2 separate regions of the Homo sapiens genome follow, and region 2 is linked to region 1. A link is a loop called in an ENCODE intact Hi-C map of the cell type or tissue named here. Cell type or tissue: mesothelial cell of epicardium. All regions are shown on one strand. Region 1 overlaps LOC105372130 (a long non-coding RNA gene). Region 2 overlaps TCF4 (transcription factor 4).

Region 1 (5,000 bases):
GAAGCTGGAGATAGACATCTGGGAGGCCTCTGTAGGGTAAGTGCTTGCTCGCTGAATATCAGGCCTCTTTTATCCTAAAGGAGATCTCAGGGGCTTCAGCTCTTTCTTGTTCGCCTAACTATAAACATAAGTCATTGTAGTGTTGCCCTGTAGTAAATTCCACACACTGATAGGAACCTGTTTGGGCTTTAGCTTATCTTTTTCTGCATTTGTTTTGATTTCACTATAGATTGTTAGCTACTTGAAAACACTCACTCTTTCTTAGACCACTTTTTGTCACCCTAGTTCATAGCAACCCGTATTTGGCACTGATGATGGACATGCCTGTCATATTTTGATTAAATTATTTCTTAATGAAAATTCTAATAATTATTTTAAAAGCTTGGACATTGGAGCTTTTTGGCCTAAAAAAACTCTTTATATAGAAGCGTATCTTTGGTTATTAACCTTTCCCTCCATTTTCCCTAATACACACAAATTCCTGTAAATGTCTTGCAAATTCTGCTTGGCCAAACACCATCTTAAGAGTTCAAGTGGAAGTTTAGGATCACATTTCTATTATATCTTTGGAAACTTGGGCAGTCTGGATTTGGATGCCGCAATTAATCTGATGAACATTTGATTTTTAGAAAGGTTTACTATATACTTCAGATTCAATGGTAAAACTGGAGCTCAAAGAGAGATAAGAGATCAGAGAATCACAGTGGAAAGAAAAAAAAATTACACACACACAAAACCAAACCTCAGAGGAGAGGCTTAGCCTGGTGTGTCATCACATTTGTCTTGCAGAAATGAATGGTTTAATAGATCCTAGAACTCGGGTCAGCAGGATCCACCTGCTGATGGAGCTCTGGCTGTTCTAGGGTGGGCCAGAGTGGGTGAGACACCTGCTCATTTAAGTTCCAAAGGTTTCCTGAGTCATATTACAAACACATTCCTGAAGAATTGCATTGAGCTGCTTTTAAAGCAGTTTATATCACTGCAGTAATGGGTAAACTAGCTATTTTGACACATTGTAAAAGAATGTTTTTGAAAAGAGAAACACTAGTGGTGAAAACAGAAAAATGATTGAGGGACGTTGCATTGTAGCTGCACTCAGTGTTGATGTAGGTGTTTAAACAGCCAGTTCCCAACTCACTATTTAAATACCTATATTCTGAATTAGTTATTCACCAGGGAGAGATGTTGAAGAGAAGCAAAAATGATACAATTAAGTTACAAATATAGGAGATACAGTCCAAAATATCCCAACTGTCCTCTTTTTCTTCTTTAACGAGTGTCATTATATTTTGATGTGTTTAATAATACGGCAGAGGTTAAATGAAACATGAAAAAGGGATGTACATTAAAATTGAGATAACTCTTCCTTCAGTGAAGTGGAACCCAGCAGATGTAGCAGCACACTGTAATTGCTGCCTGTTTCCTGTCAGTCTGATTAAGTTGCATTGTCCCAGCTCCAAGTGTAAGAATCAGTGGCTTCCCATAGGGCACAGCATGGGATGACGGGCTGAGACAGAGGCATAACTACATGCACTCCTGCTTCTCCTGGTAATAGTGTAGACATACAATATACATTGATGACATATAAAGTCAATAGGCTGTGTAGTGCATTAGGAGCACACGATAATCTATCTTCTTGGAGTTCCATCCCAGGAAAGCCAAATCCACAATAACACCCTGAAATCTAAGGCTCAGTGGACTAACCTACTAGGTCCAGAGTCAGTGACTTGAACATTCATTTTTTTAAAGAAACACATAGATTTAAATGTAATCTAAATTTGGCCAGAGCTGAAGCCTGCCTATTGCTTTTCATTCCCCCGCTCCGCCCCACACACTAACTGTGTACTGTGTTTTCTAAACCAGCCAGTCAATCGACAAGTATTTATTGGGCACAAAAAGAAGTCCAACATTGTGCTCGGATTTGTAGGGGATAGATACCAGACAGTTTATGATCCACTTGGGAAGACAACACTAACGTAACATGAAACAGTTAGAGCGCTATTAAGAGATACACTGTGTGAGCCAGAGTTCAGGGAAGGGACAGCTTGGTGTAGCCTGGAGTCCTGTGAAAGGGGCTTCTTGTGGGTGGAGCTTGAACTAGGCCTTGAAGAATAGCCAGAGTTTACATAAGGGATGGGGGAGAGGGAAGCTCTCCCCCAAGCTGTGAAATCATGATGACTAAAACTGTCCAGGTTGAAAAAAGCTTGGGAGACCTTAAAGAAGTAGGTCTAACTGTAGTGGCTGATATACGAATAAAGTTAAATAAGGATTTATTGTGAGAAATTCCAATAAAGGTACCACCCTGCAGTGATCTTTCACCTTGTAGAAAAAGAAATACAATAATGATAGCTATCAGTAGAAGCTCTCCATTGATTTAGTCTCACTGACAAAGTCTCTGAGGAGGAAGGCAAAGTGCATTTTTGTATTTAATTTAAGAAAAGGCATTGGTGGCCAGGCACTGTTCACGCCTGTAATCCCAGCACTTTGGGAGGCCGAGGCAGGCGGATCATGAGGTCAGGAGTTCGAGACCAGCCTGACCAACATGGTGAAACCACATCTTTACTAAAAATACAAAAATTAGCCGGGCGTGGTGGCATGCGCCTGTAATCTCAGCTGCTCAGGAGGCTGAGGCAGGAGAATCACTTGAACACAGGAGGTGCAGATTGCAGTGAGCCGAGATCATGCCATTGCACTCCAGCCTGGGTGACAGAGTGAGACTCTGTCTCAAAAAAATAAAAATAAACAAATAAATAAATAAAAGGCATTGGTGGCAATGCAAGGGGTTGAAAAGTAGGAAGAAAGTAATCATTTGATTTGGATATTTGGTTCATATGAACTGATCTATTTTTTTTTCTGATTGTGTTAGAGAGATGTGTTGATCTCATGTACATAGAGCCAACACTGACATACAGCGAGTAAATCAAAATATGCTATCTCACGTGACTGTAAACACTTTGGACTCCTCACCTAAAAGAGGATATAAGGATATTTAGTTCTCAAACCTGCCGTCAGTGTGCTTCCTTAGTAAGGCTGGGAGAGGAGGTAAAAACTATATGTAAATGATTCTAATACCATCTAGATAGGACTAAGAGGACAGTGACTAAGGAAATTCAGAGGAGAGAGATGACTTCCAGCTACCAGCAATCAGTGCATACAATTTCTTGTCTGCATGTTTAAGTTTGACTTCGAGCTCACGTCTTTAGACAGTATGCTTTAGTTGGGGGCCCTGCAATCAATTCCTGGATGTCAATGGAGATTCGACTTACTAACTTGAAATCTAATGAGAAAATTTTAGGTCTTGGATAAAGAAAAAAAAAATCAGCCATTCAATTGATTATTAAGGCTGTGTAATACCTTGAAATAACTTTGAAATAATCGTGGTCCTTTAGATGTCTAGAAAAGAAATACTTCCTTTGACTTGTTGTAGACGCGAAGTGACTGAATTGAAATTGAATTAAGTAGAGTCATGTGTATAGAAGCTCAGATGGAAGGGGGCCAGGCTGATTTAGATATGCTTAATGCTGACAACCAGTTTCCCTGAGTCTCACTGTTTTTCCAGCTCATCCTCCTCCAGTGTGACTGGAGGAATTCCAGGGACTCTTCATTAATTTCCAACTTTGCACTCTCAAGAGAGTTCACCTGTGCTTGCGAATGCAATGCCACTGGCTTCCATGTGGCACCAGCATTTCTCCTTGTGCTTAGCGCTTGGCACTGACCTTGTGGTCCTCTTTCTTCAGCATGCTGCTCGTAAGTGGCTTGATCTGATGGCCATGGTCAGCTGACAGGATCAGAGTATTAGTCCGTTCTCACGCTGCTTATAAAAACATCCCCAGGACTGGGTAATTTATAAAGGAAAGAGGTTTAATTGACTCACAGTTAGGTTAGGCATGGCTGGGGAAGCCTCAGGAAACTTACAATCATGACAGAAGGGGAAGCAAACATGTCCTTCTTCCCATGGTGGCAGAAGAGAGAAGTGCCGAGCAAAAGGACCAACATGATGTGACTTTACTCTTTCTTTAGTGGAATGTACCTTTCTAAGTTATACTAGGTCCTTCTTAAATAGATGCATGACAGAACAAAAGACTCTACTGTCCATATAAATCATACCTGCTGTTTTTAAAATCATGCTGTCTTCTTACATGAAGTAAGGCTAACATTTATTAGGAGAGTCTAGGTATCTGAAACTTCACTTGCTTAAGAGAAAAACACAAAAGCATAATAAAAAGCGATGATGCTTTGTGTATGTAGCAGTGTTGACACTTTTTGCATTATCTATGAAGCATGTTGAGCATTATTTTATTCTTTTGGATAATTCAGTATCATTGATGTAACTACCTTATGACTCCATTCTCACCACTGAAAAAGTGTGGGTGATGTGAAAGTGTTGGAAATCTGGGGGAAAAGATGACAACATGCTGGGACCATAATCATGAAGAGCCTTGGTATCTTAGACTTTAGGAAAATAAATGTTAAAAAGTGAAAGAAACAATAAATACTATGCCTTGGCCAAAGTTTCTAAAAGAGGGATTATTAACAGGCAAGTGGATCTTAAAAGGGAAATCCTGATGATAAGTAAAAATTGCTTTAAATGAAAAGTTGAGAGCCTTTAAAGACAGAAAGTGAGGTCATTTTGAGATCAGCTGGAGTCATGAAGACCTGGATGAAGTTCTCGCTTTCTCTTCTACTCCTGAGGTTACCGTAGTGCAGGGTTTCTCAGGCATGGTCCTAGTGACATTTGGGCCAGATAATTCTTTGTTGTGGGTGGCTTTCCTATGCATTATAGGATTAGCAACATCATTGGCGTCTATCCACTACAGGCCAGAAGCACCCCACTCCCCAGTTACAATAAACAAAAACATCTCCGAACATTGCCAAATGTCTTTTAAGAGGTGGGGGACAAAAACCACCTGGTTGAGAATCACCACTTTATGCAAATTACTAAAAAAAATGTATTTTTAAATACAGAACTATTCTTCAGCAATCGTGCTTAAAACTAGAGC
Region 2 (5,000 bases), 520 kb before region 1:
CCCTGCTCTGTCTGCTGGGCTAGTTTTTTCCTCCTAACTCACCAACTGCTTCTCTTTTATTAGCCTCACAGATCCCCTCACTCTCTGACCCTTCAGGGCTGAGTGGATCTCCAGAAATCTCCACTTTCTTGTCACCTCACGAGCTCACTATGCATTACAGACACCACCCTTAAAACACATTCAAGGTCATTGTTGAATGGTGCAGGGCATAAACTTCAATAAGTTTGTTTTGCTGCCATTCGTAAAGCCTATACTTGTCTCCATTTGTGGGCATCCCATCCCAAGGACAGGAACTGCACAGGTCACTGCACGGGAGTGTAATAGTACAATGTGCAGTTAGATGCTTAGCAAATGATGACACAAATGCTATGGATCTGTGAGACTATGTCTGAAATTTAATTGTTTGATATTGCCAAATATACATTTAGCATGTTTCTATCAAATAAACATTTCACTTAATTTGACAAGCGCCTTATGAAAGTGTACTATATGCAAGGCACTACATGGGCATTTGCAAGGAAAAATAAACACGTCTATGACTTTGCAGGCACTGATTTTTTTTTTTTTTTTTAAGATGGAGTGTTGCTTTGTTGCCCAGAAAGGAGTGCAGTGGCATGATCTTGGCTCACTGCAACCTCCGCCTCCCGGGTTCAAGCGATTCTCCTGCCTCAGCCTCCCCAGTAGCTGGGATTACAGGCGTGCACCTTTACGCCCAGCTAATTTTTGTATTTTTAGTAGAGACGGGGTTTCACCATGTTGGCTAGGCTGGTCTCGAACTCCTGAACTTGTGATCCTCCCGCCTTGGCTTCCCAAAGTGCTGGGATTACAGGCCTGAACCACCGCGCCTAGCCCAGGCACTGATATTTTAATGATGGGATAATATTACTATACAAGGCAAAATACGATGAATGTCATAAAGGAGTACAAGGTCATGTAGGGTTTTAAAAAATGATGAAGTCATACCCGTTTAGGAAACCAGGGACTACTTTAAGAAGAACATGACATTTTAGGCAGGTTTTGAGTGATGGGTCGAATTTTGATATAGATTATCCAAATATATTTTTAAAGAGCTGACGCTTAACACAACTAAATAATATCCCAAATTTAAGTGAAAATTTCATTTTATATCAATAAGTGGCATGATTTAGATACTGTGTATGTGTGAAGAAGCAAGCAGCTAAGGACTGTGTGTTAACATGTGTTTTCATATTGTCAGACTACATATTTCTGACAAAAAGCAGATTTTTGTAAAGCCCTTTGTAAAGCTCAATGGCTTTGCTACAAAGTGAACAACACAGGGCATTTTGGACACAAATGGTACCTCACTGTATGTGTGTATTATTGGCCCAAATGATTCACTCTTATTTAATTGCCATGAAGTCTTTCATCTCGCAGCTATACAGTAATAGTTTCCATATGACCAGTGGCTCTGCTATAAATAAGATCAAAAGCAGAAGAAAGGATTTAATAAAAGAAAATGACATTAAGAGTAGCATTAAATCAGGGGAAAAATACCTATATCCAACTCGTTTTTTGTTTGTTTGTTTGTTTGTTTTTTGAGAATAAAGCACCCAGAGTACTAGGCAGTTTCCCCAATATCTCATGAAAGGTCTTTTTGCAAGCAGTAGGTATCTGCAGAACCCATTGTGTGCACCTTAGAGTGGCAATGATTAAGTTGTGAGGGTACGTGTGAGGGGTAGAGGGCAGAGTGTCCCATTTAGAGTCAGGTTGGAGAACAGGTAATAGACCAAACGGCAAATTTCACATGGTAAAGAGTACAACTGCAATGTGTCAATGGCAAACGTTCACCCATTTCTCTGTCCTTTTCTGTTCTATTTAATGGAGAAAGACTTTTTGGTAATTCAGAGTTTCTCAGAGAATCATAACATTGCTCAATGCTAGTACATGAGTTCTGAGAAAGGAAGTTTTTTTTGGCAAAGCACAGTGACTTGATATGAAAAGCCAACTTCCCAAACAAATTTTCTTCTAGTTCTTAAAAAAAAAGTACAATGTTAATCTCTATTCCCGACTGGATAAACAGCTGCTAATAACCTCCAGCTCCCAGGGGAGGAGGCTTACTTCCTTTCATCTTCAGACTGGTGGATACCTGACGTGCACTGGCCTTTAGTGGTTCCACATGTTTTTTGCTTTGCTTTTTTTCCAGACTGCTTCGGTACGGGTCTTGCCAAGTCGGGTCTCTTTTCCCCCTTTCCCTTAGATTGCATCCAAAACCTTGGAAGATATAGTCAGTTATGGTACTGCTTATTTGAAATAGTAGTTCTTTTACTGTTGGTGTGTTTAAAGAGGAAATTCAAACACCCAAAGGAGACTAGAGCGCCTTGGGCTCTTGTATCTTGAAGCCCTGTGAGAAAAATGACCATTTTAGTTCCTTTCATACTGAGCTAATTATTCACTTGAGGGCTGGCTATGTTCAAAAATACTCAATTTCTAGTAGTATTGCTAGTGCACTTACTTATTAATACTTATAGCCGTGTCCTAAATAAAGGAGCAAACTTCAACACTTTTTCTTCTAATAGGAAGTGCCCTGCAGAAGATTCCAGAGCCAGTCGGCCTCTGAAGTCTTTCTCACTTGCTCTTAAGCACCTGCTTTAATGGTGACCTCAGTTCTATATCTCAAGGTTTAGACATTTTGCAAAACAGCTTTTTAAACAAATACCAGCTGTTTCCCATCTAGACTACAGGGGGAAAATTTTGGGCAGCTTACAGAAACATTACCCAGAGACTACCATTCTCCAATAACTTTCACACACTTTCAGCTCCAAAAGAGACCCGTCCGTGTGCAGAAGCCAGGGAGAAGGCAAATGTGAAATTAAAATGTGGAAACTCAATACCGTGGTTTTTGACAATGTGTCCAATTAACTGCTTTAAAATGAATGTGGCTATTGTATCAGGACAATGCTTCCCTAAAGATGTCATTTCACTAATATTGGACAGATCTTTTGGTTAAACTCAACTTTATAGTTCTAAGATGATTTATGGATATAGAGGAAGCTATAATTATGCACAACTGTGAATGTCAACCAAATAGGTAGAACCCTCGCATTACAGAAAATGTAATGCTACAGCTTTTTTTCAGTTCTCACTCCTAAAGCTGCTTTGCCTAAACCCTCTTCTTACTATGAACCCATTTTCAACTTCTGTTTTCTAAGCAATTAAGATACTTTTGATTTGAAAAATTTACAGCCATAATAAAAGTTAAAATAACACAACGGCCATGGAATGTGAAAAAATATAAAATGGCCAAGGCCTAATCTTGGCTTTTAAACAGTGCCAAGTTGCTCCAGTATTTTCTGTTTTGGTATGAATGACATAACTGAATTACTTCATGAGTTGCTACTTTAATTCCTAAGGGTGGAAAATTCCATGAGTTAACTTAATTTGGATGTAAAAAATATACATGAAAGCTCGCTCTTCCTGTGGACTCTCATGTGAAATATTCGAGCCAACTGCTGGAGCTGCCGTGCTGTGGAGGGGCTTTTCACCCAATGCAGCCCTGGCTGGCAAGCTGCAAGGACTGGTATCATCAGGCAGTTTTCTTACTTCCATTTAGGTGCATGAGCCTTTATTTTCTGTTTTTGGTTTTAAATCATGTTTATTATATGGCTCTGAAACGCCTTTTCTATCCTGTCTCTAATTGTTGAAATTCTATGTGGACTCGAATATGAGCTCAATGGCATCTTCTCCGGGAAGCTTTTCCTAGCGGTCTGAATTGCTCCTTAGGTCATTTCATAATTCTACCTTGCATTATAGTTAGACCCATATTTGTATTATCACTCTACCAGGATAAAAGGCCTGTAAGATCAGATACTTTCTTTTACACGTTTATGCATCCCCAAAAGCATCTGAAGCACAGCAGATGCAGAAAGAGTGAATGAACATATGTATATTTTCTAATATATACAATATATACTTTTCCCTCCAGAAAATCTGCTTTCCTGAGAAAATAAGGGTAATATTGCATTTTTTTAAATGCACAGTTGTGCCTATTCCAAATTATGGATAGTTTAAGATTATGTCCCTGTAACAGTTCATTTAAAAAATGATGATCACTGTGCTATTAAATGTGTCTGCCTGCCTTTTCCTCCACAATTTAAGAAGAAAACCATGTAAGGATGTAAGAATATGATGAGGTTATAGGGTCTATTTTAAATACACGTGTGTGTGTGTGTGTGTGTGTGTGTGTGTATCTTTTATATTTTAAAACTGGGAAAGACAAGGTTTTTGTCTTTGATTTATTTAAAATTCATGGCTCCAAGATGCTAAACACCAGAGAACTAGGATTTGTTTGTCCTAGGTGCAGAGAGAGCAGGGTTTTGAGGTAAACATCCAATGCCAGACTGTTTCAACATCATAGAGTCTGAATTTGAGTAAAATATGTATTCATGTGGAGAGAAGGGGAAATACCTAAGGTGGCCAACCATGTTCACATATGGGCATGCACAGTGTCCTCATCACTTTTCTTAGGGGCTGCTGAATAGAGCTTAAAGGATCTTACTTCTATTGCTGTTTTCAAAATCTTTTGACTTTTCTTTAAATTAATATAGAAATATCAAATGGTAAGCTCAAGGATTCTCAGCTGTTATCACTCATCCATGGCTAAAAGAATTTCTTCAAGTTCTTTTACCTTTCTGTCCTTTTTTTTTTCAGTTTTAAAAAAATAAAGTATGATATTGATAAAGTTCAAAACTTTCGGTTGAGGTTGCTAATCTGCTCTCCGAAATACTTGATAGTTGTGGAGATTAGGAGAGATGACAGAACACTAGAGAAGGCAAATATCCTAATTTAAAGAAAAACAAGATAGTAGCTATTGAAAGATGATGTTGACCACCAATAGCTTGGGTGAAATTCTGTAACAGGGTATTTAGAAAATAGTTTTGAAAGTGCTCTGAAACACAGGAATGGCCTCTCAAACTCAGTTTGGTTCCACCAGAGCAAGGCATTCTGGACAAGCCTCATTTCCTGCTTCACAGTGAGTGCTG

What was found. A loop is a pair of places that touch in the nucleus more often than their neighbours do. Peaks named below come from ENCODE experiments on the same cell type or tissue, not always from the same donor. Only the 100,000 strongest peaks of a DNase experiment are listed, where the experiment ranks them.
Region 2: a loop joins it to region 1, with 11 times the contacts of the local background. A loop is called at or near these places in 2 of 110 quality-filtered maps.

The regions. Positions count from the first base shown.
Region 1 is chr18:55,762,563-55,767,562 of GRCh38, forward strand. The region is part of intron 2 of LOC105372130 (a long non-coding RNA gene); the gene reads left to right. Among named protein-coding and RNA genes, the nearest start is that of LINC01415, 17 kb to the right of the region's middle. RefSeq lists a silencer at 676-970. In mesothelial cell of epicardium, no CTCF peak of the experiment used is centred here; no DNase peak of the experiment used is centred here.
Region 2 is chr18:55,242,057-55,247,056 of GRCh38, forward strand. All of the region lies in intron 15 of TCF4 (transcription factor 4), which reads right to left. Among named protein-coding and RNA genes, the nearest start is that of LINC01929, 120 kb to the left of the region's middle. In mesothelial cell of epicardium, no CTCF peak of the experiment used is centred here; a DNase peak (open chromatin) is centred at 2,095.